Regions from separate parts of the Mus musculus genome. Here all the other regions are linked to region 1. The links are chromatin loops, found by intact Hi-C in ENCODE. Cell type or tissue: gastrocnemius. All regions are shown on one strand.

Region 1 (8,000 bases):
GCCCTCACAAACTGCACATGTGCGGACATGATTCTGTAGGACTTTGGCTCTCTCTGATGGGAACTTCTTTTCTATTGGTTCAACTCTTCTCCCGTCTCCTCCTCCCTCCCTTCTTTGCTTCTTCCTTTTCTTTTTAAACCCCCATTATTATGCTATACAATCCTGTCTGTCTTTTGTGGCAAGGAGACAGATGGGACTCAGTCCCACAAGCATGCCCTCTTGCCTGGAGCTCCAGCACTAGACCAAGGTCTGTCCTTTTCTCTTTAGATCTGATCAGTAGATCTTCATCATATGTAACTAACACTAATCTGTTAATAATATATATCTTTCCGTCTGTACTCTGATTTCCTGTTTATCTCACAACTTCTTTGTTCCGTTGGTTTCTCCAAACCAAAAGCCAAGTAACATCTGCGCACTGCCCTTGCTGGGAACGACTCTTGCTTGCTCTCTGTCATCTCTAGGCTTCCTTCCTTTTATTTTTCCTTGCCATTTATTTGCTGAAGAAACTGAGCTTTTTGTCTCACAAACCAGTAAATACCGGAGTGTGCCTCTTTCTTACCTGTAGTTCTGCTCAGCTGATAGCTGATCATCATGAAAACACTTCTTCCCCAAAACAACAGCTTCCGTGTCTGACATCTGATCACGCTGAGGAAGACCCTGGCCTAAACTCTCCTGAGACAACAGCACCGAAGAACGATTAATCCTCCGGCGGTAGCGACTAGTCTAGTCTGTTCACTTAAAAGAAGCCAAACAGAAAACTGCCTGCCACCCTTAGCCTCACACCGACCATGAACTAGAATACGAAAGCCCCGCTTTGTGTTTGTGAACTCGTGGGGCTGATAAGAAAGAACACAGCCTTGGAGCTAGATGCCTTCTGGTTTGAATCCCAAGCTCGAGTTTACTAAGTACAAACTTTTTCTCAGAATCTGTGTCTGATTCCTTATAAATAAGGATAATGTCTCTTTCACCAGGCTGCTGAGATGCACCTGCCATGTATGGTGAGTTCAATAAATGTTTCTTTCTTTTCTGGCTTAGGTTAAAAATAGGAACTTGTTTTTTGTTTGTTTGTTTGTTCGTTTGTTTGTTTTTTAAAACCCTCTTAGATCCCCAGCTTGTTTAGATCCAAACATACACGTGACATTTACCAGCTTCATAAACAATAGCGAAGGTTTTCAAACACGCTCTAGAAAGGAGAAGGAGAGCCAGAGCAGGAAATACCACACTCTTTCCGGCCTTGTAATTAGAAAGTTCAAAAACATTCTCCCAAAGCTAGCATCATCCATTTCAGGCCGAAAACATGCTATGCTCTGGACTCTGGAACTTGAGAACACATTCCTTCTAGCAGAACACGAGTTCACTGTAAGTGCCTCAGAAACATATGGATGAAATTTCCCTGAAGCCACTCTAGGGGTTAGGAATTAGGAAAAGAGGGCTCGGCAGAAAGCTTTTGGGATTTCGCCAGGCCTAAACGGACTGAGAAAGTTAGGACACAAGGCAGATCTTCAACGCTGCCAAGTTTACTCACAAGGATTTATAATTAGAGTTCCTTTGAAAAGCACTGCCTCACAAGTGGCAGAAGACAAAAAAGCCTTTGTTCTCAACATTTCAACAAGGTTGCTAGTCCCCAGATGGACTGTTACAGGCTCTCAGCTGACAGCGTGCTCGGAGCCACAGCATTGCCCGTCTATGGCAAGTGCCTGTGTCCTCTGAGGTCTCTTGTTTCCGGTGAGGAGTCCCTGTGAATTCCCGGATGAAGGGAACAAATCTCGATGGGTATTCTTGAGTTACGGTGCAGAACAGCTGTGGGACAACAATCAGCTTCCTTCTCCCATGTAAACTTCCTCCTCCCCGTTTATCTTTGTCAACTTCCCCAACGCTCTGCCTTCTACTTGTTTCATTCTCCATTAAAATCAGCCCAGTGGAAGGTGGCTGTGTGTGAGAATGTTGAGAGGGGAGAGCTTTAAAATGTTGAAGGGCTCCAGCACAAGATTTCAAGGGGGACCGAGGGCTTTAGGGATGGACAGTTGCAAAACCCCAAGAGTATGAATGAAGGAAGTCTCCCAGTACCTATGATGTATGCTGCCATCCTGTCTTCTTGCCCACTCACTAAACCAAGTTTTCCCAAAGCTGTGTACCCGTTTTTCTCAGACAAACATCAGGGGGGCCTGGGGCCTGGTGTCAGAGTCTCTCTCCTAGGATACAGCAATGGACAGAATAGATGTAGACCTTGCCTTGCCCAACGGAGCAGGGAAGATTGGCCTGAAACCCATAGATGTATAAATCCAAGTTGTGATCCAAAAACACCACGAAAAGCAGGATTAGGTTGAAGGTTGGACAGGCTGATTTGGAGAGACTGCAGCGGTTTCTGGCCCAGGAACATCTCCCTTCCAGCCCAGTGCCCTCTAAGGAACATAGTCATTGGATGCCTGCCTTAACAACACCCCTTTTCCTAATAGAGCGTCAGAAACCCGGAGCACCAGTTTGCTGATAGGTATATCTAGCTGTTTTCTCAGAAAGCACAGGATGGCTGGAGAGGTGCTGACTACACACAGCAGTGTGCGCAGCTTTACAGCTCCATGTGCGGAGGAGTAACTCCAGGAAGTCCACCTGACATGGTGCGAAAGGTCCCAGAGGAGCAAGAGACGGCCAGGCCAGTGTCTCTCTGATTACTTCACTTGCATATTGTTAGTGACTTTTAAATCCTTTCCCCTGCCTTGCCCAGTTTACTATGCAACAGCATATTACATGTTACAAAGTAACACAGTCAATAGTAACTTGTGGTCAAATCTTCATCCTATGACTACTGGCTTTCTCTTTGTATCTGTTTCAAAATGGGAAAAAAATCTGAAAATAAAACCAAAGCAACTTATGAGGATGTTTGCATGGTTGCTGTGTGGAAGTGGTGCTGGCCTGAGAAGGGCATGCCTGGCTCTGACCTGGGAGAGAGGGAGGAGGTAGGCTGTGGGAGGCTGGCTGCCTTGTCTGCTTAGAGAGTTAAGACTCCTGTGGGGCACTAGATGGCAACATTTCCCTAAAGCTAAACACAGCAGAGGCAAGGCCCTGTGGGCAGGTCAACCCTGCCTAGCTCCCAGTCCCAGTACATACATACTATGATACCCAAAGCTATGGACAGAAGAATGAATAGACAGAAAGCAGAGCCTAAAGAGCTCATCACAGGAGTCCTTGCTAATTGCCAGCAGCTAACATGGTCACACCATTAATGCACTGTTACACCATCACAACTTTCAGCATCATTACCAACACCATCACTGTTACCACCATCACTGTCACCATCCATCACCATTATTATTATCACGGTTGCCGTGATCACCATTACCACTACCACATCGTAACCATGGCCAACCCATCATCATCACCACCATCCCACTCTTCCCGGCAGCATCACAGGCATCATCACTGTCACCATTATTACTACTGTCATCACAATCAACATCATCACCACTATCACCATCACTACCAACACTGCCACTCTACCCACCACCACAATTGCCCTAATTAAATTTTTATCACATCTTCATATCATATCATTGCTACTACTAAGTCTTTTATGCTCTATTCATTCTATTTGTTTGTTTATTCTTAAAGTGGAGTGACTCGGAGGTTAAGAACACATACTCTTCTTACAGAGGAGCCAAGTTCGATTCCTGCCCGGCATCCACATCAGGCAGCTCACAACTGCCTGTAACTTCAGTTACAGGTGGTCTGGTAACCCTTTGACCTCCTTCTTTTCCTCCAGCACACACACATAAAATAAGTAGCAATTAAAGCTGTTCTTAAAAATAAAAGAAACTTCACTTAGATTAAAAGAGAGATCTGGCTAGAGATGAACATGTATTTAAAAATATTTTTTGGCCAATATAACTACAATTATATTGATATGCTGCTGTCTGGTATAAAAACTTTGGGGAAATGTTTTAATGGCTCCATAAGAATGGTTTCTCTTTGCGTTTGGGGGGTAGGTATTGAGCTGCAGTTGTCCTTCCCAGGGTTACTATTGCTGTGATAAAACTCCATGACCAACAGCAAGAAAAGAGGAAATGGTTTACTTGGTTTACATTGTAGTCCACCATTGAAGGAAGCCAGGACCAGCCTAGCTCAAGCCCAGCCTGAACCTGGAGGCAGGAGCTGATGCAGAGCCCATGGAGGGATGCTGTTTACTGACTTACTCCCTGTGGCTTGCTCAGCCTGTCTTCTTGTAGAACCCAGGACCACCAGCCCAGGATGGGCCCTCTCATATCAATCATTCATGAATCACAGGATTGCCTACAGCCAGATCTTCTGGAAGCATTTCTCAGTTGAGGTTCTTCCATATCAGATAATGATGATAGTTTGTGTCAAGTTGACATAAAACTACCAGCACAGCAATATTTGAAATCAGTGCTGTGTGTGGACTGAAAAGGCCCCCTGGAATTGTGTTTGCAGTATCAATGGATTTAGCACAATCTCTGCTTAGCAACCACCCCTACTTCCTAGTCCCTGGCCCTTTCACTAGTCACCTGGCTCTGTGTGTTCCTGAGGAGGTAGACCAGCCGACCAATGGAGAGAAGGGTGCAAAGCACTTGACACAGACAAATATTTGCTAAACTTCCCATTTAATTGGATTGATTGAGTAGAGTGTTTCTTGTGGACCAGAAGTCAAACTAAGTGAAAGAGTAGCAATCAAGGTGTTGTTGGTGGTGACAATGACAGGGAGGAAGATGCCAAGGGAGAATCACCGGCAGAAGTTGATTGATGGCTGCCTGACTTAAACTGCCTTTTTCTCCTCTAAAGCTGTATGCTCCACAGCTGCCACTTGACAGAAGTAGATTTTTCAACCGCACTTCTATTCATGCATCCAACCAACAAGCCAGTCTCCAGCATTTCTCATCGTAGTCTCGGTCTCTAGGGATACGGCAGTAAGCATCTGCCCTAGCAATGCTTACACACTGGTGAAGAAGAAAAGCGGATGAAGAATTATTAAGTATAATTGAGGTTTGATAAGTGCCAGTACAAAAGTGAAGCAGGACTCAGACCCGGTGAGAGGTAACATTGAGTATGTGTTTGGTGTGTGTGTGTGTGTGTGTGTGTGTGTGTGTGTGTGTACGTGTGTTTGGTGTGTGTGTATGTGTGTGTGTACATGTGTTTGGTGTGTGTGTGTACGTGTGTGTGTTTCCTTTCATTAGATTATTCAGATTCACCAACAGAGGCTACTTGAAAGAGATTCAAACACAGAGAGCTTACTAAAAAGAGGTAATGAGTCACATGAGTGTCCCTGAACTAAGACCACTATTGACTGACAAGTCTGGCGAGCAGAACCCAGGCTTCCTGCCGCTGAGCACCCGTGTACTACTGAGCCCGCTCTGCTTGGCTCCTTTCTGGTTGGCCCTAGTTATACGAAGAAGGTTGAGATGGCAAAGTGCTAGGTTTGGATGGATGTGCCCTTCCAAATTCCATATGTTGAAACTGAACCTTTAGGTGGCAGTGCTTAAGTTAAGTTAGAGGGACCATCATGATCAGAATTAATGCCCTGATAAAGGATGCTTCCCAAAGCTGTCTGTGCCTTCCTTCTGTCCCTTCAGCCTTGTGAGGCTAAAGAAATGTCACACTCTCCAAAGAAGGGTGACCCTCACTAGATACTGAATCTACCAGGGCTTTGGTCTTGGCATGCCCAGCCAGTTCTCTGAAAGCAGGCGTGATTGCAAGGGGGAAAGAAACATTATCAGAAACGAATGCAAATGGCATGAGAGCAGTTAATATGCATGGCCAGCTGGTTCCACTGAAAATTTGCTAAAAATAATTGCTACTCCATAGAGATGATCAGCAGCCCTCTCTCATGCTCACTGTGTGTGCTTCTTCTCGCTAGTGTACCCAGTGCGTTATGCAGCTGGTAACTTATTTTCCTATTAACGGGGCTTTAAAATCTACAAATTGAAGATTATTATTAATGGTAAATAATTGCTACATTTGAATCTGCTCTTGCTAGAAGTATTTAAGTTCAATGAAATGTAAGGCAACCTTGAGGGAAAAGGAGGGCGTTGACAGTGGGCCGAGGGAAGAGTGAGTTATTACACACAAGTGACAGAGGCCTCAGTCAAAGCAATGCTGAGTGAACTTTGCCCTTTAGGTTGGTTTGCATGGGGTAGACATGGCTGGCTTTTTATCCTTCGCCTGGTTCAGGCACTGGATAAAGGCTATAGCCAAGTGGCACCCTGCAGAAAATACAATGGATGAAGCCCTGCCCATGCCTGGGGTCCACTGGGTTAGGTGAGCACAAAGGAACGGCAGCCAGGGGTGTGGTACGAGTAAATGAGGCTGTGGCTTGGGAGGCCAAGTCTCTTAGAAGCTGCAGATGGGGAAGCTCTGAACAGAATCATACTCTGGTCTGTTTACTGACAATACAGCTTCTTCTAGAAATCTCTTCTAAATGTGTGTGTGTGTGTGTGTGTGTGTGTGCGTGTGCGTGTGTGTGTGTGTGAGAATACCCATATATGTACTTACAGGTACAAAGATGCATGCCATGCATACATGATTAAGCCAATCCAAGAGCTATTAATAAAGTTATATGATTATAAGTGATGGTCAAATGATTATACAATGTTCCTAAATAAATAAATAAAACCAGGATGTCAACTTCACCAGTCTGGACATCACCTGGCAGCTAGGAGGCCCAACGTACTGTGGAAGGGACCCAGTTAGCTCATGACTGGACATACTGTCCAGTGACCCCCCCCCCCTCCAACCCTACTCCCTGCCACAGCTCCCAGCCAGACTGCAGTATAAAGCCATCAGGATCCGAGCTGTGACAGCAAGGCTGTCCTCCAGCTCAAGGACACAGAGGGCTCAATCTGTTCTCAGTGCTTCCTTTCACACTTGCTTGCTTCGCTTGGGATTTCCCAGGGACATGGGTCTGTCAACAGATCTCTCGGCAGCACATTCTTAAACAGACATGACAATGAAATCAATAGCCCTGCTAGAGCTGCCAACTACTGCCCAGGGCAAAGGCAGGACAGCTTTGCCCAGGCCTGGTGAGGGGCTCTGAGTTTCCAGAGTCTTTTCCTCTGCCTGTCTTTCTCAGAGCAGAGCCTTTGTCCTGAGTCAGGAAGAAATGCAGTGAACCCACCACAGGCAGGGGATGTGGCCAGATAGACAACCTCAGAAATGCATACAGAAAGAAGACCACTGCTCATCGTCAAGGACCCATGTAAGGGGTAGGCAAGAGTAGGAAGATCCGAGTAATAAGCTAGGCACCCCTGATTCCCTACTTCCCCTTACTGTTCCCCAGTTAAGTTCACTTGCTTAGAGAACTCATGGGCATCAGTGAATAATGACATGTGAGCTTGCATGCCCTCCCAAGAGCCTGCCAGGTCTTACACGCGTTCTCGCGACCGGCCAGGAAGAACGCAACAAACCGGAATCTTCTGCGGCAAAACTTTATTGCTTACATCTTCAGGAGCAAGAGTGCAAGAGAGCAAGAGCTCTATTGCTTACATCTTTAGGAGCCAGAGCGCAAGAGCGCAAGAGAGCAAGAGAGCAAAGGGCGAATGGCGAAACCCCGTCCCTTTTTAAGGAGAATTATCCTCCGCCTAGGACTTGTCACTCCCTGATTGGCTGCAGCCCATCGGCCGAGTTGTCGTCACGGGGAAGGCAGAGCACATGGGGTGGAGAACTACCCTTGACACATGCGCAGATTATTTGTTTACCACTTAGAACACAGGATGTCAGCGCCATCTTGCAACGGCGAATGTGAGGGCGGCTCCCCACAGCCAGGGAGGCGTCTAGAACTGAAACACAGAATCCAAATGCCCTTGTTTCAGTTTGCCTCCCTCTTACCACCTAGCAAGAAGTCTTCAGGCCAACAGCCCCTCCCTGACCATGTAATGCTGCCCTGGACCCTGCATCTGGGCACCAACACTGCCTCCAGCCACCACCTTGCTCAGCTCCTACTCTTATTTGCCTCACATACCTCTGACTGCCCAGGTGACCAGTTAGTCATTTGCCAT
Region 2 (8,000 bases), 82 kb after region 1:
TCTCTCAGGCCCTGTTCCTACATCAGGTGAAAGGTCCTTTGTGGAATCTCCCCAAGTTACTTTAGATTACACAACTACTTCCCCTGAGGGCAATGCCTGGTATCTAGCCCATTATAGCCATTGCTCTCAGCGATGTATTGGCAGAGTAGAGAACCCCTCTGTTTCTGCAACACTGAATTTCCTGCCAAGATTCTAAGCAATGCTACCAAGAAGCAGAGAGACAAGCTTGGACAGGGTTTCTTAGTCAGAATTATTCCTTTGACTCCAAGAAAGGCTAAAGGCTCTTGCTCAACCCGAATAAGCAATATGTTGGATCAGCTCAGTGCAGAAAGGTACAGTTCTGCTTGTCTGCTTCCCATTGGGTCCTGAGCTGTGAGGAGACTCGCTCAGTTTTGCACACAACTCCACATCAGTTCTTTGGAAGCTAGCGCTCGGGCCTTGAAATGGTGCATCCTTCTGTTTCCATGGGTACAGATCAAAATGGTCACTCCAGGCCTCGAGTCTCTTCTAGAAGTCTCCATTCCACAGGAGGCAAGGCATGCGTAGAAGCTTTGTCATCTTTCCGCATAGTCTCTAGAGGAGAAACAGGCCCAAACCGGAGCCAGTCCAAGTCCAATTCCTTAGCAAGCTCAGAAACGTTTAAGTTTCCACGAAGCAGCCTGTGGCGGCTGTGGCTGCCTTGGAGCTGGCACAGCTGACAGAGGTTCCGCCGGTTAATCTGATTTATAGGCAAAGCTCACAAGAGCGCCACGCCTGCACTGCCCGTCTCATCTGTTCTTCCAGTCAGAGTGCACACACTCCAGCTGGCACACCAAAGGGCTTTTTAAAAGTCACCGTTTTACTGTGATTTAATTCACATACCATAGGATTCAGTGGGGTTGACTGTATTCACAAAGTGATGCCGTTAGCACCACCATTTAATCCCCAAATATTTTCTTATGCTCCTGAACAGTCACTCCCACTCCCAGGCACTGTCTCCCACTAAGCACCTTTCTGTCTTATGAATTTGCCTATTAAGGTATTTCATATCAACGGGACCCTTCGCTATTTATCCGTTTCTTTCCTATATACTTCACTTAGCATAACGTTTCTGGGATCCAGGCATATTTTAGATGTATCAGTACATCATTCGTTTCCTAGCTACATAATTCATAGTTCGTTGTATGCACGCACCACATATTTATCCATTCATTAGTGGGTATTTATTTTGGTTGTTTCTTTCTTTTTGATGCGGTAAATATTACTGCAATGAATACCGTCCTACCGGCTTTTGCGTCGACACGGTTCTTATTTATTTGGGGCATGTCTCAGAAAGGAATTATCAAGTCACATAGTAGCAGCTTTTATGAGATGCCGCCAGATTGCATCCCACAGTCGCTGCATGAGGCTCTCACAAGGATCTTGAACAGATAGGCGAGAGTTGGTCTGCCCAGCTGCAGAGTGTGGCATTTGACCCTTCCAAGATCCAATCCTGTTGGCTTGAGGGGCCAGGCTTGGTTTGGAGTACCTTTCAGACCAGCAGACAACCCCAGCCATAACAGTCCGAGGGCGGGTCTGGACAAGCCTCTGGGTTGCCATGGGCTAATAAGTGAGGCCTCTCACATCTCGACACCTCATTGCTGACCTCACAGGTTTCCCTGAGTGGGTTCTGAGTTTCAGCTTCTTAGAACAGATGAGTGAAGATTGGAGACTTCGTTCAGGAGCCACAGAGCCAGGAAACCAGCTGAGCTATGTGTCCTCTGCCTGTATGGGCAAGGCTCAACTGTGAAGGCCTTTGATTTGTGTTCTGAAGATGACCAGGTCCTAAATGGATATTTTGAGTCTCCCACAGCCCGGCCCAACCCAGGCCTTTACTTTGGATGGTGTAAAAAAAGGAAAAGTGTCTGCAAGGGGTGGGACCAGCTCTCCTGTTCTCCCCGCCTTCTAGCTGGCTCTTCGGAATCCGAGCCAGTTCCACTGCGCTGCCCAGGAGAGGTGCAGCATGCTCTCCCAGAATGCCAGAGCAGGCGAGGGGCGGGGCCCTCTCTGGGCAGTCCTTGGACATCAACAGCAGATGGCCGCAGGCCTCAGCCCAGACCAGGGACATCTGCATGGTTTGGGGTGTTAACATGTGCCACAAACATCAACTCAGACGTGGCGCTCAGCGGCAGCACCGGTCTGCACATCACCATGGCCTCAGATGGGAGCGCTGGCCTCTGGTATCAGCCCATTCTGCACATCCTCGAGTGTTTCCAGTTCCGCTTGTCTTCAGAGTGCACAAGTCATTCGGCTTCTCTTTAGCTCCACCACACACTTACTTATACATCATAATGGCGCCCAAGATGAGAGGACCACACGGCATACGTGCAGCTCAGCAAGGGCAGGCTCTTCTTTCCTCAGGTGCCTCCCAAGGCGGAGAACCAGGAGACTCGTTTCTTCCCTAGGCTGAAGGGAAGCAGTTACTTGCGTCTGCCAGTAGAGGTGCTTGCTCCTCTTTTGCCTCTTTGCTTCACCTGTCTGACCCAGATGTGCTTTCGAGAAGTCCTTCCAGGCTGGTCACTCACTCCTTTTGCACAGGTCGTTCAGGGGCCTGTGGTCTCAACACTTGCAGAGAGCAGCCTCAGGCATCCAAGGTCAGGATCTGGCTCATTGCCACCTCCCCCAAACAGCAGCAGCAATGTGGTTATTGGAAACCAGGAAATGCCGCCCAAACCTGGAAGGGAAGACAGCAGCCAGCTACCCACAAGTGGCCTTTTCCAAGAAGGTTCCAGGACAGTTATCATGGCCCTTTGCCAAGCAAACTATGGCTATTGACCAAGGCAGCCCCCAGTTTGTCTTTTCACAAATTAATCAGTACTGTCACAGTAAGGAGGTTATAGTACGCCGCAGAGTGGGAATCTCTAAGGACATTCCTAGAGTCCATCTTTTTAACAATATCTTTCCACAGATGCAGGCGAATGAAGGTCCAAAATTCTGTCTGGCTGTGCAGGTCACTGTGTTTATATGAGTGTCCCCATGGTAATTTAAAGCCCTTTCCACCTATGTCTGCCATATGCTGATATACCTGGGAGCTTTCGATTGATCTGCTTAGTGTGTGCACCTGAAGACACTACCTACAGAGAACTGAAGCTCAGAAGGACCAAGCAATGGTTCTTCGCCTGGCTGGGAGTCACCACATTACAGGATCACAGCGTTAGGTAGGTTGAGAACCACTGAGCTAGAGAGCTGCTGGTACTGTGGCGAAGGATCTCAGGGGGCAGGGTTGAGGTTGAGTCAGAAGGAAAAAGAAGGCTCTGCTCTGGATATCCTAACCGTCCTAAGGGTTAAAGAAGGCCTCTGGGATGGGGACTTGATAGGGAATAGGTCACTGATAGGAGGTAGAAATGAAAGGGGAAGGAAGGTGGGAAAGGAGAAGAGAGACCCGAGGGAGGGGCTTTGGCTGCTGGCTCTCCTGCTGGGAAGCCCCCTGCCTGGAGTGGAGCTTCCAGGAGCAAGGACAACCTCTGTTCTCTCAAGCAGGACCGACAAAGGGCAGCTGAATCACAGGGTTTCTCAAGAAATCAAAATTCCTAGCACACCCCTGGGGCCTCGGGGAGAAAAACTGACAACGTGTTGATTGAAAACAGACCTAGCCATGCCCTTCTTAATAGAAGGCCTGGATCTCACAGGTTCACAGCGACACCTAGTGGTCTCCTTAGGCAGCTGCCTCCTCCTCAGAAATAGTGATGCTGGAGGGAGGGAGAAAGATGTCCTGCCAGGGCCAAGATTCTGCACACGTTCACAGTGTAGTGAGACATATCACACTCCGGAGGTGGGGGATTGGCTTCCATACCGTCCTCTCCGGCGCTTCCCAGGAGCTGTGTGTGCCTGGCACGCCTGAGATGTTCTGAAGTGATCATCATTTCCTCTGGCCTGATTCTTCTCATTTATTAAATATAACTATCTACGTGTTGGTGGTGACACTCATGTTTTCCACCAGGAGATGCTTTATCGTCGGATTATGTGTTCAGAAGTTAGAATGACCATGCTCCTGTCTTAGTTCGGAGTCCTCTGCTTAAAGGGGAAAGCTGCACATCTTTCAAAGTAATAGCACATAAACGAGTCTGTCCCCTACCTCTTCTCCCTCACTTCATGTATGCTCTGGCTAATCTGAGGGCTTCACAGGGGCAGAACATGTTCAGTGTTAGCTCAGTGTCTGGAATATTGCCGTTACTACAAAAAAAAGTCAATGAGGGACTTTGGCATCTTAATAAAGCAGTTCACAGATATAAGCAGAAAGCCAAGGTGACCAGCTGGAGCATCCTAGACTCCTGCAAAACTTTTCAAACCAGGAGACCCTTGCTAGGTTCTCACTCATGGCTGGGAGATGTTTTGTTGGTATCAGCTCAGAGCTGCATGTGTACATGGCCAAGACAAGCTGATCAGCTATTTGTAGGGGTTCCAAGGCGATTAGAAGCACAGCCATGCTCTGATGACCCCTCACTGGAGACCCGCTGGATACCTTCTTTATGAGGACACCGTGAGCTTCCAGTCACCCAGACTCACTGAGAAGAAATATCTTCAAGCCATGTTTTAATTCAAGTTTTATTGGCCAATAGTGTTAACTAGCCTCCCTTTGTTACAACAGACATAGGTTCATGGCTAATTGGGAGGGCCCATGTGGAAACAAAGAGCCTTGGCTCAATCTCTCAGTCTCTCCAGAGCCAGGAAGAGATAAGCAGCCTGACCGTTTAGGGATAGTATAGTGGGCATGGTCTTATGGCTGGCAGCTCAGCATTTTAATAGCTTTCCCAAACCTGGGGAATATGACACTGCTTTGGAAATGGCTCACCCAAAGATCCTGGTAAGGGCATGTCCCTGCTCCAAGGAGGTACAGTGGGGGAGGGGGGAGGGCAGTGGAACCACTAGGAAGTGGGATCTGGTGGGAGGCGTTTAGGTTGTTGGGGATTGTCCTTGAGGGGAGTTTTGGACAGCTTCTTTCCATCCTCCACACTCCTCCCACCACTGGGGGTAAAAACTTTTCTCTGCTATGTGCTCTCTGCCCTTGCCATCTTGCACCCCCACCAGAAGCCCAAAGAAATAGATCTTCCCAGTCTTGGACTGAACCTCCTAGGACTATAAGCCAAAGGAAGCATTTTATCTGTATAAGGTAACTGCTTCAGGTGTTTTCTTATAGTAACAGGAAACTGACAAACAGCCGTGTTCTAGAGGGTACCTCACTAAGGCAGGTACCAGAGCTCTGTTATAGTCTTCTGGGCTAGGCCTCAGGCATATGATCTAGGCTGTGCCCATCAGTGAGGCATCATGAGTCTGGACGAGCAGGAAGCCAGGGACTACTTCAAGATGGGATTGTCTTGGTGATGGGGGTAGGCAGAGGGACAGAGATGCTCAAAGCAGCACGTAACAAAGGCCTGGGGCCAGACACGTGGGAAGCTGAGTGCTTCATTGACTCAGAGCACAAGTTGCTTTGTGACCCTGAGCCATGTGGAGAGTCTGTGAGCCGTTAAGGTGCTTTCACAAATACGGCTTCTATTTCAACCAACCATAGTGAAACTTCCATGTCTGTAAGAACCTCAACTGATAAATTCACTGGGGAAATGATAATGACTGAGATCAGAGAACCAAGCTTGTCATGCAGAAAGCTCTGGCTTTGAATCCCAGCACTGTATGCACGCATGTGCACATAGACACATTCGTGCCTACACACACGCACACACACATGCATGTATGTACACAGCACAAAATCAAAGGTCATTTGGTAGTTAAAGACAGTTCAAAGATCTTTGCTCGATTGCCTGCTGGAGGTAGAAGTTATTATGAGTGCTGCCTGCTCAATATTTCTCAGGCTGCAACCATTTTCTATGTTAGGCTCGATGTTCTGGTGGGGCTCTCAAAATTTGCTGGATGGACAGCTAAGCATGTGACCTACACCAGGCCAATCAGGTGGCTGCTGCCCCCAAGATCTGTGACTGTTCAGTCATGGATACATCTCTCAAGGTGAGCCTAGTCTCTCAAAGAGCCTAGTGCTGTAGTTTCTGGCTGCCAATCTGGAAAGCCAGTATTAGCTAGTTAATGGGCTGAGGAAAGGGCTCTGCCAGCCAGAGGATGACTGCGACGGGAAGGGAACTGTGATGAAAGCTGTTTCCTGAGTGGTGTTGAGCACATGTGTCCAGCGTTACTGAGGTTGGTCCTGGCTTCAGATCACTTTCCCGTTGTGGAAATCACCGAGTGCCCTTGTCAGTTCATCGAGTTGGATTCTGTTACTTTAAACCATAGGGTTCTGATGAAAATGATGGCCCAAGTTCAAATACTAGATTTTCCTTGGCAATTCTTTAAAGGGATTGAATTACCCTACTTACTGTAATAGTCACTTGGCCACTCTTCAGGCCTGTGCCTTCATTGGAAAATAACTGATATGAACCTGCTCCAGGTTGAAGAGAGTTTGTCCCCTTTGAAACTTATGTTGGGACTTGATAGTCATTGGGGTATGTTGGGGGGGGTGGAGTGTCCAGGGAGGGGTTTGTCTGTAGAGAGCAGAAACCTCATGAATATAAGGATGCTTTAACTACTGAGGGAGTTTGGCCCATGCTTTCTGTCGTCTGCATGCACCCACTTGCCACTCTGCTTTCTGTTCTGAAGTGAAGAAACTTGAGGCCCTCGCCAGAAACCAAGCAGATGCCAGCCTGCACCTTATCTTACAGTTTCTTGTCTCTAGAACTCTGGACTACATAAATTTCTTCCTACCAGCAATGGCCTAGCCTCATTATCCTGTTACAACATCAGCAAACAGTCAGAGACAAGCCCCGGCTGTTCTCTCGTCTATATTAGCATCCTGGGAAACATGGTTGTGTTGGCATACTCTTCTCTCTGTGAAGCTGCCTCCTTCCTGTGATGTAAACGTTTGCCCATGTAAAAGTCTGCCATTCTCCATGAAGCCACTTCTTTCAGCACTTTCTCTGACAAACACTGTTGTAACATTGTAACAATATATACCTCCGTGGCAGCAGCAGGTGCATGTTTCCCCTTAAGCACAGAGCGGTACCCACCTGTGATTGGTAGGCCGCCAGCCACTGCACCAAGGCACTTGGGTTCCAAACTGCTGCCTGAGTGCCTGCATTTTTCATTTAGCTCTTCTGCGTGTATTCATGACTCGTCTCTGCTTCCAGTTGACTCGTTTTCTTTCTGTTCTTAAAATAGGTTTCCTGAATTATCTATCTGTGAAGTCTCTCATTTGGGCAGAATCGAGTAGGGGCACATCAAACAATGCCAGGTGGTTTCTGTACGGACTCACCTGGTGAGAACACAGAAAATTGGATGAGGGAAGTTTGGTGACAGTTCCCTCCTTGGTGACAATGACAATTTTCCTAAGGTGGGAGTGAGAGGGTTGATGTGTCATCTTCCGTGATCGATAGGTCTGGAACACTCCCTGGTGTATTCATAATGGAAGATGGAGATGCTGATGCTGATAGAGGAGATGGGTGTGAAGAGCTGGCTCCCTCTGCAGTGTATCTCTTCTTCCCGCCTCACACTTACTGGCTCTCTGAATGGTGTCAGGCTTTATCATCTCAGAAGTTCGTTTGTGATCTTCTGGTGACTTTGGTGCTGTGGGTTTCTGGGGTGATGTTGAGAGGCAAGGAGTGTGAGACATGTGGACCCCCAACATTCCTTTGAAACACAGAGCATGCATTATGGTCCTCACTGTGGGACTAGTGGTCTCTAGGTGGGGCATGGCAGTGAGGGTTCAGCAAGTCTCCATTCTTTTGGAAGGTCTGTAATTATCCTCTGTGACTGGGGGCAGGGTTGTGGATAACCACCTGCTGCCCTCAGTCTTGACCTGAGTAAATTCTGTAGTATTGTACTGTCAAGACCTCCAGCTTCGAGCCAAAGTCCTTTAAAATTCCCAGAAGGCTCCATTTGGAAAACCTGCCTGGGCCCATCACTATGGAGGTGTAGAAAGTGCCTCTGTTAACTTAGTGTGTGAGCTTTTAATGAACCGGAAGACATGCTAATCCCCCTTTTGT
Region 3 (8,000 bases), 170 kb after region 1:
AGGATTACAGGCAAATAAAAGCACACTTGGTTTTGTGTGTGTGTGTGTGTGTGTGTGTGTGTGTGTTATATATATATATATATATATATATATATATATATATATATATATATACTACACACACATACAAGGATAATTATACCAGCATTAATAGAACATGGGGGATCAATATAAAGTAGGATTATTCTCACCTACCTACTAGTGAAAATGGGACATAAAAGAAGATTGAACTGTATTCTCCTGTCTTTTAGTAGCTCAGTTTTTATGTGTGTCCAGCATCCTTTTGAGGGCAACATATTCCCTTCTCCCACATCCCAAAGTGTTCCTACTCATGTGATCTGGCTTAGGTTTGAGTATGTGGTCTATGCTCAGTTAATCTGCATATTTTATTTCACTAGGAGCAGTGACTGGTTTATGGAAGAACATAAAATATGAGTTAAGCCAGCAGAAATATTTGGGTATTTTATCAGCTCTTCAGAAAAGTACCTTTTTCTGTGGGTTCCTATCTAATTCCCTAGAGGTCCAAAGCAGCTAGAAACCATCTTGCTACTTGTAAGAGAGAACCAGTCAGCTTAGCGGGGACTAAGGCGCCTGAAGAGGCTACCTCCTGTAGCCAGGCAGGACTTACAATGGAGGGAGAGAGGGCCACCCCACCCACAAAGCCTTTAACCCAAAATTTATCCTGCCTACAAGAAATTCATGGATAAAGATGGAACAGAGATTGAGGAAATGGCCAACCAATAATTGGCCCAACTTGAGACCCATCCCATGGGAGAGAGCCCATCCATGACACTATTAATGGTACTCTGCTATGCTTGCTGATAGGAGCCTACCTAGTATAGCTGTCTTCAGAGAGGCTTCATCCACAGCTGATGGAAACAGATGCAGAAACCTGCAGCCAAACAATGGCAGAGCTTGGGGAGTCTTGTAGAAGAATGGGAGGAAGAAATGAGGGAGCCAGAGGGGTCAAGGCCACCACAAGAAGACCTACAGAGTCAACTGACTTATGCCCATGGAGACTCTCAAAGACTGAGAGTACGAAGGGGCTGGACCTAGGCCCCTTACACATATGTAGCAGATGTGCAGCTTGTTCTTCATGTGGGGTCCCTAACAATTGGAGTGGGAGCTGCCTCTCACTTTGTTGCGGGCCTTTGGATCTTGTTCCCATAACTGGGCTGCCTTGTCTGGCCTTAGTAGGAGAGGGTGTATTTAGTCCTGCTGCAACTTGATGTACCAGGATGGGTGGTGGGTACCCATTGGTGGCCTCCCCTTCTCTAAGGAGAAGAGGAGGGGGAAATAGAGGGACAGGGTGTAAGGGTGGGGCAGGGAGGAGAGGAGGAAGGGGAGCTCTGATTAGGATGTAAAGTGAGTAAATAAATTAGTGGAGAGAGAGAGAGAGAGAGAGAGAGAGAGAGAGAGAGAGAGAGAGAGAGAGCAAGCACGCCAGCAGCTTGGAGAAAAAGCCGAGTAGAGGCAGGCAATACTAGAAAGGATGAGGTAACTGAGGAAAGGCCCTGCAGACACTTCTAGCTGTTGTGAGAGACCTCTGTGTGGATGAAACAGGGTAGAAGGATGAGGCGGGTACCAGACTTTGAAGAAGCGAATATGCCTGTGCCTCACCAAAGAATAAGTTGCCCTTGTCAGGAGAGGCTGAGCTTTCTCAGGATATTTGCAGTGATGGGATGGTGCCAGCAAAGACCGCGCTGGGACCTGAATTCATGTCCCTGAGTAAGCTCAAGATTGCCATATGCCTTTCCATCTCTCTGAAGTCTGCTTGTGTTTTCTGATGTTAGCCTGAATCGCCTAGTTCACCTGGAGGAAGACATATTTTTAAAAATTAGGAATCAGGACTGGAGAGGTGGGTCAGTGGTTATGAGTCTTTGTTGTTCTTGCAGAGGATCTGGGTCCAGTTCCCAGCATCCACATGGTGACTCAACCATCTGTAACCCAATGTGTGTGGTACATATACATGGTGTGCAGGCCAAACACTGGCACAGGTCCCCAGGCTTTAGCAGAACTGACACCATGGTAGAGGCACCATTCTGACCTTAAAGCCCAGGCCCAGTACCTGCAAAAACAGGAACAGAAGCCTAATCCATCAAAGACCTAGTCTCCTAGAGCTGAGCGTTCATTTACACGTAACTCATCCCAACCCAAGGATGGGAAGGATAGGCCTAAGGGAAAGTTACAGGTGTGGAAATGGAGAGGTGGAAAATAATGGCTAAACCAGCCATGGTACAAAAACCCAAAGACAGAGAATGCTCATGAACAGGAGAAAGGATACATTGTGACACATTTTTACAACTGAGTATTACATGGCAGTAAAAAGAAATGAATTGTGCTAACTCACAAAAGTGTGGCTGAACATAGCAATTAAGCAATAAACAGTAAATGAAAAAATAAGTATCCCAAATTTATACATAGATTTTATAGATTTAACACAACCAATATAAAAATATATTATAGAAATGCATATGAGTATAATACAATATATTTTTTAAAGTAAAGGAATTCTGAATGGTTTCTTTGGGTAGGGACTAAGATGTAGAGGTCAGATGTAGCCAAATGGACGGTATGTCAAGAATATAGCTTTTGTTCTGTAGGCTAGGCTCATAGGCACTCAGAAAATATTAAGAATAAATATGTAAAATCCTAGGTCCAAGCATAAACAGCCTGGATTTTGGGGGAAACTGAGGCCGATGCTTCACTGGGACTGAAAACTCAGAGCAGAGGCAGTGAAGGGCAAGGAGGTGAGGTGGGGAGGCAGAGAGCATTGTCCAGGGTGGCTTACCTCACAGACAGCACGGGAGAGATAGGGCTGAGAAGTAGGCAGTGTGAGCCTGGCCACAGGACACTCTTCAGGCCGTTTTGAGTGTCCTTGGGAAAGGAGGGAAATTGTCAGGCTGAGTCTCTAACAAGAAGGCAAAGTCCCATAGGAGCCACTTCTGGGTGCTTGTCAGCTTGCTCTGAATGGCAGTTAAGGATCCAAAATTTGTGATGTGTTTCTACTGAGTCTGGAACTGGTGGAAGATGTTAGGACTGCATATCCTGCATCTTACCGTGATTACCCAGCTACAGCAAGAGGAAAGTCCTGGCTTTCCCAGCAAGACTCTGCTGATCCCAGCTGGGTTTAGTTCATACTGTGGCAGCAACTGAGCCAGCACTGAGCAGAACATTCCAAGCCAGAGTAGCATCGGGGACAGGAGTTGGGGCAGCAGAGCCAGGTTTAAATTCCAGTGTGAACTCAGAAAAGTTCCTTAATTTCTCTCAAGACTCATATAGTTTGTGGAAATAGCAGTAACTACGTTTAAAACGTTGTTTGGGGAGCTAAGAAAGAGAGAATCACATAAAACAACCAGCAAATCTTTGGTACCTACTAAGTGCTGGAAGAAAACCTTTTACTCCCACTCCATTCTCCTCCCTGTCACAGTGATTGTGAGACATTGTTGGAGAGTGGGGTGAGCAGGTCCTCACTCACTCCATCTTCTTTTTATTCCTTCACCCTCTTTTCCTCACCCCGATTGCCCCAGGAAGCTAACCTCATACTACAGGACAAAGGAGAGAAAGATACATTTTCTCCCTTCCTACCAGCAGGCTGTTGTCTCTGCTGGTGGAACGAATGTCATTCCAGCTGAAGCCAGGCACTTTAAGCTGGCAGGTGATTTAGCTCTTCAAATACCTATCAAATATTTATTCTGCATTGGGGCAGAGCTCACCCAGCAGGACAAAGGTACCTTTGCCCTTATGTTAAATGTAAGGCTGTGATGGCAGGCTTCCAATTTGTTGCAAAGATGTGTTTGCTCCCTTAAGACTTGCTGTTGGGGCCACCTGTTCGCATGGCCATTCCTTTATGTGTCTAGCTTGCCACAGAGGGAGCCCAGGTCAGCCAGACACCTTGGTAGCTCCTGGGATTTACTTTAATTCAGAATTGCTTCTCTTTGTTGGTTGGTTAGGAATATCTATTTCAAGGTCCAAGGAATGGCCCCTTAGGTAAAGGATCCGAGAAAAAGGCCAGGCAAGGTGATGTGCACCTGTAACTTCAGCACTGCTTGGCAGGGGCAAAAGGATTCAGGCGGCATGCCAGATGGCCAGTCTAGCTGAAATGGTAAGTCTTGAGCCTTGTCTCAAAAAGGCAGGTGGGGAGGGTAACTTTCTGTTACACAGGAAAGGTAACTTGATGTCAAACTCTGGCCTCCACAGGTGTGCTCATGAGTTAGTTCTGGGGTCAGTCTTGAATCCCAGGAAACATATGCCTATGTCCATTTCCCAGTTTGCCTGTCTTATCTGGCTGTATGCCCTATCTTTACAATGTCAGCATTGGTTCTTAAGACTAGATACTCACTCTCACACTGCTATGGTGCTGAGACGTGTGGTAGAGTGTACTGGAGTTTCATGTTTTATAGACTTTGATGAGCTTTGGCAATTTTCTTTTCTTGTTTTTATTTGGCTTTTTAATGTAGGGGTAAATTGAAGCTAGGTGCCAGCCACTGCCAGAGCCAAACCCTCAGAAGGGGTTCCCCTTATGTCAAATGGCTTTTTAGGCTCATGTGGAGGTTAGAACATCCCCAGTGTGAGCTTGCCTTTCCCCCTTTGAGCTAATCCCACGACCTTAAGATGCAGAAAATTCTGGAAGGGTGGCACACTCCTTATATTCTGTTCTCCTGCTCCTAGTTAATTTCCCATGTCCAAAGATACTGGAAGCCTTGATTATTTTCCAAGTGGGAGGAGTTCAGAAGAGCAAGAAGTGATTTAAAGATTTTTGTACCATTGTGCTCTTAAAATTACCTTTGCCTGTCCTCCCAAACACACACACACACACACACACACACACACACAGAGAGAGAGAGAGAGAGAGAGAGAGAGACAGAGACAGAGACAGAGAGACAGAGACAAAGACAGAGAGACAGACAGAGAAAGACAGAGACAGAGAGACAGAGGGACATAGAGACAGACAGAGACAGAGACAGACAGAGAGGGAGAGAGAGAGACAGAGAGAGGTATGCACACACACACAGACACATGTATGCATGTACGCATGCACACCAGCACACATGCAGAAATGTACACATGTTCTTGCTCCTTTCCCCTCTCCCTCTTCCCAATTTTCCCTCCTCCTCCTCTCCCTCTCTTTCACCCTTTTTGTTAGACAGACCTGTGTACCCCAAGCCTTAGCCTTAAGATTATAGATGTATGTCCAACAAGGTTACAGACATGTGTGAGCAAACTGCCTGGCTTGGGGCCCAAACTGAGGTCCTTGTGTTTGAACACTTGACAGACTGAGCTGTCACTCAGACCTGAGGAACAGTGACCAATGTTTTAAACTGTCCCAAGTCATATAGGGTTTTTGTCTGGGTTAAAGTTTATTAGCTATTTAAAAATTTTAGGGTATGGGTGTTTTCCTCTATGTGTCCCCAGAAGCAAAGGGAGGGTGTTGGATCTCCTGGAGCAGGAGTTACAGATGGTTGTGTGCCTTCATGTGGGTGCTGGGAACTGAACCTCGGCCCTTTACCAGGGCACCAGGTGCTCTTCACCAGTAAGCATCTCTCCAGCCCCATCATGGATGTTTTATATGGAAATGTTCAGAAGCTTGAAACAGCAGTGGCTATAAGGACAACTGAGAGATTATGTGGCTCTCTGGGACCCAGAGGGAATGCTCACTAGGTAGGAGTTATCCTGAGTCTGCGTACAAGTGATTAGTGACATTTTTTATATTGAATCCTACACTGCTTTCTTGTAGAAGTAGTTGCTGATTACCATTCAAATTAGCAATGTCCGTCTGTATAGGCTAGGGAAGTAAGCAGAGGTCAGAGGCCAGCGAAAATAAAATACCAGAATATTATCCCACAAAAGGTGATATTTCACTTAAGTACTAAAAACCTCTGAGAGCCCAGAATCTGGGCTCTCCAAGAGAAGAAATCCTTACAAAATGCTCTTCCCTGTGACATTAGTCTACCTTCATGAAGGTTGTCAATTATGGGAGTCAGTACCTTTCAAGTTAAGATGTCTCCAAGGTAATGTGAGATTGTATAATGAACAGTTCCCAAATCAAGTACCTGTGTGGCTCCCCCCAGTCAGACTCCTCATTCCCTGTGGGCCCCTCAGAAGGTTCAGGCTTCTTTTGAGCTGCAGGTTAGAGGCCTGAGAGTTGAGCCATGTTTTCTTCCCTTTCTAGTCTCAGAGAATCCATTTATCACCATTCAGTTGGTTCAGAACCAACTTAGAAAATGCTGAGAATTGGTTGTTGAGTATATACTGTGGTTCTTTTAAGTCTGGAAAGAATTGTTGCATGTATCCCTGCACAGAGCCTTCCTTGTAACCCAAAAAGCAGCATTATTTATACTTAAAAAAACCCACAGTTTTAAAACTTGCAGAAAGCATTTCAGAGAGATGATATGACTTCGCTAAGTTCACACACAGAGAGGGAATGGTCTATGGACTTCTGCTGCTCTACAGTTCACCTCGTTCCTGAAGAGGCGCCATTTGCCTGCCACGCTTCTCACAAACAACAACAATGCTGACAGCAGCCAATAACATAAGAGAGTCACAAGATGCCAGGCATACACCCAGTTCTCCCGCCAGTCATTTAATGATTCAGACTTTATAACAAACATCATCTATGGTTGAGTAAACTGAGTTTCAGATTTGGCAGGTTTCAGAGAGGTTAAGCATACTGTTTAAGGTTTGCATAGTCAATATTCGAACCTACCACTAGTTGGTTCCTGTATGTGAACATACCTATCTCTATGACCTGGCCAGGCCCGTTGGTGTCTCTTCCAAGGTTTTAATTTCCCCCCAAATGGGAGATTCGAGCAGTAGAAGCACACAGAGTGATCTCAAAAAACATGGGCATCAGATGGGTGGTTGTGGCACACGCCTTTGATCCCATCACTTGGGAGGCAGGGCCAGCCTGGTCTACAGAGAGAGCTCTAAGACTACCAGGGCTACACAGAAAAACCCTGTTTCAAAAAAGGGTCCACACAAAATAAAGTTGTGTGTTGTGTGTTTCCCCCCTTTGTTCACCTGTTTTTTTGTTATAAGGACCACAAGCCTTGAACCTAGGGAGAATGAGAAAACAAAAACAAAAAACAAACAAGCAAACAAACAAACAAAAAACAACTATTTTTCTTCTGCCATAAACTCTGCATTAGTCAGAAGGGACATGTTGAGGATTGGTCTTTTGTTATATATCATAATGCTAATTATTGGTCCCCAAGATCTGGTTGCCTCAGGATAAGGCAATAGATGCTATGTAACCTTGTTCCTTAATTTAAAACTATTGGTTAAATAAAGATGCCTACAGGCTATGGTTGGGCAGAAGAGAGGCAAGTGGGGCTTCATTTCCGGGGGTTGGTGTCTGAGATGAGGACAAAGAGGAGGAGTAGAGAGTGAAGAGAAAGGAAGATGCCATGTGGTAAGGGATCGTGAGAACTGGCCATGATGGTTTGCCAGCTAGAGTAAGAGCAGCCCAGGAGGAACACGGCAAGTCAGATCTTGGGATTATTGATAGGGAAGCAGATACTAATAGCTTAGAGGGTAGATATCTGCCTAGCTCTGATGCTGATTAAGGCTTATAAATATAAACATGCTGCGTCTTTTATCTTGTAACTGAATGATCAAAAGCCAGAGTAGAACCGCCTGATTGAGATTAAAAATTTACTACAACAGGGACATAGAGCCTAAAGGGAAAAAACAAGTAAAATCCAAAGACTTGAAGATATCAGAGTCTGTATCCTAAATGCCCTCCAAAGACCGGTGTGTTAAGGCCTGCCATCCCCCTGGGTGGGGGGCAAGGAGGAGTGGAAACTTTAGGAGGTTGCACCTACAGGTGTCTTTGCGGCCTTGAGCGATGTCCTTAGAGGGGATGAGGGAATTGCAGACCCTTCATCTCCCCTCTTTCTTGCTGGTCAGGAAGTGAATGGCTTGGCTCTGCCATGCCCTCCCTGTAGTGCTGCTTTACCTCAGGTGTAAGCAATGGAGCCAAGCATGGCCTGAGTACTGTG

What was found. Peaks named below come from ENCODE experiments on the same cell type or tissue, not always from the same donor. Only the 100,000 strongest peaks of a DNase experiment are listed, where the experiment ranks them.
Region 2: a loop joins it to region 1, with 6 times the contacts of the local background. A loop is called at or near these places in 23 of 42 quality-filtered maps.
Region 3: it touches region 1 in a loop (2.5-fold over the local background); 5 of 42 quality-filtered maps call a loop at or near these places.

The regions. Positions count from the first base shown.
Region 1 is chr12:33,104,758-33,112,757 of GRCm38, reverse strand. It overlaps F730043M19Rik (RIKEN cDNA F730043M19 gene), which reads left to right. Exons shown (of 6, transcript NR_015602.3): 6 at 621-1,047. Among named protein-coding and RNA genes, the nearest start is that of Cdhr3, 16 kb to the right of the region's middle. In gastrocnemius, a CTCF peak has its summit at 3,017 (motif pointing right); DNase peaks (open chromatin) are centred at 1,483, 3,014 and 6,876; H3K4me3 peaks cover 733 bases; H3K27ac peaks cover 1,102 bases.
Region 2 is chr12:33,022,947-33,030,946 of GRCm38, reverse strand. The region is part of intron 2 of Gm40874 (a long non-coding RNA gene); the gene reads right to left. Among named protein-coding and RNA genes, the nearest start is that of Gm40874, 31 kb to the right of the region's middle. In gastrocnemius, CTCF peaks have their summits at 2,457 and 3,660 (motif pointing left); DNase peaks (open chromatin) are centred at 2,042, 2,681 and 3,651.
Region 3 is chr12:32,932,514-32,940,513 of GRCm38, reverse strand. The region is part of intron 2 of 4933406C10Rik (RIKEN cDNA 4933406C10 gene); the gene reads left to right. Gm51998 (a long non-coding RNA gene) reads right to left here and starts at 3,642. Exons shown (of 3, transcript XR_003950243.1): 1 at 3,540-3,642; 2 at 2,792-2,877. In gastrocnemius, no CTCF peak of the experiment used is centred here; a DNase peak (open chromatin) is centred at 4,068.